2 separate regions of the Homo sapiens genome follow, and region 1 is linked to region 2. Evidence: chromatin loops called from intact Hi-C (ENCODE). Cell type or tissue: heart right ventricle. All regions are shown on one strand.

Region 1 (2,500 bases), 390 kb before region 2:
ATGATGAAAGTAGTTCAAAAGTCAGCACCCTTCTTAGGAACTAGAGGCAAAGATGGTTCTGTCAGAGCCTTGGCTTTGAGAACAGGAAGCCAGTGGGGCTACTGGAGGCCTGGGGCCGTCCCCTGACCCCCCTCATGCAGACACACTGCAGGGACATCTCCTGGTCCCCTTCATGCGGCCACACTGAGGGGCCGTCTGCTGACCCCCTCATGCAGCCACACTGGTCTCAAGTTGTCAGTCTAGGGCAGGCCCTCTTTCCAGTGTGTCTCAGAGGGGCCCTTGGCCTGAATGTTAACATGGCCCATAAATCACATTAAATCCCAGGCTGCTTAACACAACGCTGTCAGTGTTGCTGATGTTCACCACCAGGATTAGAAATGGTACCCCGGCTGGGCGCGGTGGCTCACGCCTGTAATCCCAGCACTTTGGGAGGCCGAGGTGGGTGGATCACTTGAGGTCAGGAGTTCAAGACCAGCCTGGCCAACATGGTGAAACCCCATCTCTACTAAAAATACAAAAATTAGCCAGGCATCATGGTGCATGCCTGTAATCCCAGCTACTTGGGAGGCTGAGGCAGGAGAATGGCTTGTACCTGGCAGGCGGAGGTTGCAGTGAGCCAAGATTGCATCACTGCACTCCAGCCTGGGTGACAGAGCGAGACTCCATCTCAAAAAAGAAAAAAGAAAGAAACAGGGTATCCCGGATTATGGTTGGCTCCTGACTGTCGGAAAGCCCCTCCCCACAGGCCTGCAGAAGGGCTGCCTGGCTGCAGGCAAGAGCCCCTCACCAAGTGTGCCCTGCAGCTGCCAAGCTGCTGCGCCTCCCTGCAGAGGCCTCAGGATTTAAGTGTGTAACTGCTCCCATTTCAGAACTTTCTCTTTTCCACTATTCTTCTATGAATAAACATTGGGGACAAATCACCCCATGCCTGGGCCAGAGCATCTGTGGGATGGGATGGGATGGGTTGTGTGCACCCTGGTGTGGAAGCTGTATGGGCACTTGGGTGTCGGTTTCTCATCTGCACAGTGCATTGTAATGACACACTAATGTTTGTTCCCCCTTCCTCTCATGAAGAGGCAGAGCCGCCCTCCAGGGTGAACAGCCGCACGGGAGTAGGTACGCACCTGACCTCGCTGGCACTGCCGGGCAAGGCAGAGAGTGTGGCGTCGCTCACCAGCCAGTGCAGCTACAGCAGCACCATCGTCCATGTGGGAGACAAGAAGCCGCAGCCGGAGTTAGGTATGACTATGGGCTCTTGGATCAGAGAGCAGTTTGATTTTTAACCATGAAAACAAGAAGTTTGCCATCTTAAATTTTTCTAAGTGCAGAAGAACTCCACCATAGCCCGATAGGGGGCGTTTCAGGAAATCCAGTTACGTAAAATGCAGGGTGGAGTGCGGCCAGCCAGGGCCCAGGCAGCAACCTGTCCAGGTCTCTGCTGCCCTGTGGTGCCCTCCAGTGGCAGTTGTCTGTTCTGGCATCAACGCAGGAGGGTTGATTGTGGTGCAAGATCTTATCCCCTTTAATTGGTGCGGAGAGCACTGGGAGCGAGGCCCCACCTCCCTCTTCCCTGGGCAGGCCTGGGGTTCTTTCCTCTGCCCAGCAGAAGGTGCGACCGTTAGCTCTCCCTGTTTGTGGACAGGAGCCAGTACAGGTGGTAAACAGATTTACAATGAGCGCATTGGTGGCTGAGTGTTCTTGTTCTTTAGAATATTATGATTAAAATGAATCCTGAATTTGTTCTTTACTAAGAAGAGGGAAATGATAAGGAAAAAGTGTATGTCCAAGATCCAGTCCCCAAGCCCTCCCTTTCAGGATGGTCAGTGGCCCTGCCTGTCCCTTGTCCTGTCTGCCCCATGGGCCCATAGGGTCCCATCTATCACCATGCCTGGTCCCAAACCCGGAAAGACTCAGCACGTTGATCCAAGTTTCTGGTGTTCTGAAAGCTAAGGACAGCCGAGGGATATCTTCAGCAGCAGAGCTGAAGCCCAAGGTTCCCCACGTTTCCGTTTGTTCAGCCCCAGGTTCCTGAGCACCTGGCTGTCAGGGCTGTCCTGCTCTGCTTCTTGCCTTTTGCCATGAACTTTCTCAGAAAGCTAAATGAAAACGCTGTGAGTCTCATCCTCATGCCACAGGCATCATGAAATTACTTTATACGTGAATGATTTGTCTTGTTCGTGAATATAGTGTGGCCTTAAAATAATAAACAGGGCACGTGTGGACCAGAGCCCTGGGTTCTTGTGTTACAGAGATGGTGGAAGATGCTGCGAGTGGGCCAGAATCCCTGGACTGCCTGGCGGGCCCTGCCCTGGCCTGTGGTCTCAGCCAAGAGAAGGAGCCCTTCAAGAAGCTGGGCCTCACCAAGGAGGTACTCGCTGCACACACACAGAAGGAGGAGCAGAGCTTCCTGCAGAAGTTCAAAGAAATAAGAAAACTCAGCATTTTCCAGTCCCACTGCCATTACTACTTGCAAGAAAGATCCAAGGGGCAGCCAAGTGAA
Region 2 (2,500 bases):
CGCCTGTAATCCCAGCACTTCGGGAAGCCAAGATGCATGGATCACTTGAGGTTGGGAGTTTGAGACCAGCCTGGCCAAGATAGTGAAACCCCGTCTCTACCAAAAATACAAAAATTTGCCGGGCATGGTAGCGGGCACCTATAATCTGAGCTACTGGGGAGGCTGAGGCAGGAGAAACACTTGAACCCGGGAGTTGGAGGTTGTGGTGAGCCAAGATCGCACCACTGTACTACAGCCTGGGCAAAAGAGGGAGACTCAGTCTCAAAAAAAGAAAAAAAAAAAAGAATACAGTATACATACATGTAACATACAAAATATGGGTTAACTCACAGATAATGTTATCAGTAAGGCCTCTGCTCAATAGTAGGCTGTCGTTAAGCTTTGGGGGAGTCAAGAGCTACACTCGAATTTCTGACCATGTGGGGGTTCGGCGCCCCACCCCTGCGTTGTTCAAGGGTCACTTGTATTGCCATCGCCAGCAGCAAAGGAAGGCAGCTGCTGTCACTCCCCTACTCAGCAGTGAGTCACTCTCCAACACAGTACGACTGGAGAACAAAACAGGGAAAATTGTTAAGAGGTGGTAGGACCACCCTAGGTTACGGGTGACCTTATGACTGGCCTGAAGAACCAAGCAGGAAGCAAAAAAACTAAAATAAAAAACAGGCACAGGGTGACAACAGTCACAAAAGAAACACACAGAAGAGGAGCTTCCTCTTAGCCCAGCGATGACCAGCTAGAAAATAAAATGGGGGAAAATATCCCACTCTCGGTAGTGGCCACAGAGCACCGGATTCCTAGACACTGAATGAGTCATCTGCAGGAGAAATGAGATCTCTGTGGAAGGGCCTGGATGCAGACGTGGGGGTGGAGGAACAGACTGCTGTTTCTCGAGCCGGTGGTCTTGATGTAATCCTCCCTGACCAGTTAATACATTCAGTGCAATTACCATGAAAATCCCCCAAATATTGAGCCATTGATAAAAATTGCTAGGAAATTAAGGTAAATTCCAGATGCATCAAAGGTTTGTGTGTTTAGAACCATAAGGCACTGGAGGAAACCTACACAGGCATGCTCTCTGGTTTCACCTCCTCGCTGCCTCCTAAGGGCAGCTTTCGCCGCTGCCTCTCCTGCAAAGGACCCTGCCATCTGCCTCCCTCCACCACCAATCATGTCAAGGTGCCCAGTGGTGCCTGGGGCCCGTTTCCTTCTCTGTCCTCCCTGGCCGTCCTCTCTGGCCTCTCACAAGGAGCCTGGGCCTGTTTCTACCCACTCTCACCGGTCACCCCTCCAAGCAAGGATTTGACATAGGCCAGGCCCTGCTGCCGCCAGAAACACCTCTCTTGGCCATACCTCTTTCTGAACCCTTGATTTGCATAGACTCCTGTCTACGTACCATCACCCCTCAGAATCCAAGGGGAACGCTGAACCCCATGTGGCTGCTGAGGACGGGGCTGCCAGGTGCAGCAAATGACAGGAGGCCCTGCGAAATCTGCATCTCAGAGAAACGGTGGTTTTTGAGGCATGTTCCCGATACTGTATGAGACAGGCTTATGCTTCTTGTTTATCTGAAATTCCAGTTTGCCTGGGGCTCCCATGTTTCCTGGCAGCCCTGGCTGTGGCCTGGGGTGTCATCTCCCCTCCCCTGCACTCTCCTCTCTACTCCCCTGCCCTCCCCTCCCCTCCTCTCTTCTCCCCTGCCCTCCCCTCCTCTCCTCTCCCCTGCTCTCCCCTCCCCTCCTCTCCTCTCTTCTCCCCTGCCCTGCCCTCCCTACTCCCCCAGGAGCTCTGCCAGGTGCTGTTCTTCATTCCTCAGCGCTGCCTCACTTCCTGCATCCAGGCCCAGGGACTGGAGTCCATCACTTTCGCCTCCAGGACTCCCTGGAACCCTCCCACTCCTATCCTTGCCTGGCCTCCTGCCCATGCTGGGGGCCACAGCTGAGGGCTCCTTTAAACCACACCTTCTGTCCTGTCACCCCCTTTAATGTCCTTCAAGGTTTTCCCACTGCCCTAGGAATGAGATCTGAATGCTTAGAGAATGGGTCTTTCCTCCAGCACCAGCTTCGGCTCAAAGCCCTCTTCCCCACCATGCTTCAGTCAAAAAGGCTTCCAGGAACTTCCAAAGCAGGGCCTTTGCACAACCGTCCTTGCCCTCTGCCCTCTGGACTGTGCTGCCGCTGCTCCTCAGGGCTGTGCTCCGTGGTCTCCTGTTTATTTCCTGCTGCATTTAAGTAGCACCACATGTCTACATGGTTGACATGCAGCAGGGCTGCCCCACCCTGGCACTATGGACATTTGGTGTGGGATCATCCTCTGGGGGAGCTGCCCTGGGTTGTGTAGGACACCCTACTGTAGCAGGCTGCTCTGCACCCCTGTCCTTTGCCCCCTCCGAGTCCTGACCCTGGGTGTCCCACGTGTGTGAGAGTCCTGACCCTGTGTGTCCCGTGTGTGAGGTGGCAGATGGGTGTTTCCAGGAGAAACGGTGCAGCGCTTTCCCGGCATT

The links. Peaks named below come from ENCODE experiments on the same cell type or tissue, not always from the same donor. Only the 100,000 strongest peaks of a DNase experiment are listed, where the experiment ranks them.
Region 1: it touches region 2 in a loop (2.6-fold over the local background); 82 of 110 quality-filtered maps call a loop at or near these places.

What each region holds. Positions count from the first base shown.
Region 1 is chr2:238,255,661-238,258,160 of GRCh38, reverse strand. It overlaps PER2 (period circadian regulator 2), which reads left to right. Exons shown (of 23, transcript NM_022817.3): 17 at 1,075-1,239; 18 at 2,250-2,500. Among named protein-coding and RNA genes, the nearest start is that of HES6, 17 kb to the right of the region's middle. In heart right ventricle, CTCF peaks have their summits at 1,191 and 1,390; a DNase peak (open chromatin) is centred at 1,400.
Region 2 is chr2:237,864,510-237,867,009 of GRCh38, reverse strand. All of the region lies in intron 1 of RAMP1 (receptor activity modifying protein 1), which reads right to left. Among named protein-coding and RNA genes, the nearest start is that of RAMP1, 6.1 kb to the right of the region's middle. In heart right ventricle, no CTCF peak of the experiment used is centred here; DNase peaks (open chromatin) are centred at 1,299, 1,869 and 2,219; H3K27ac peaks cover 2,067 bases.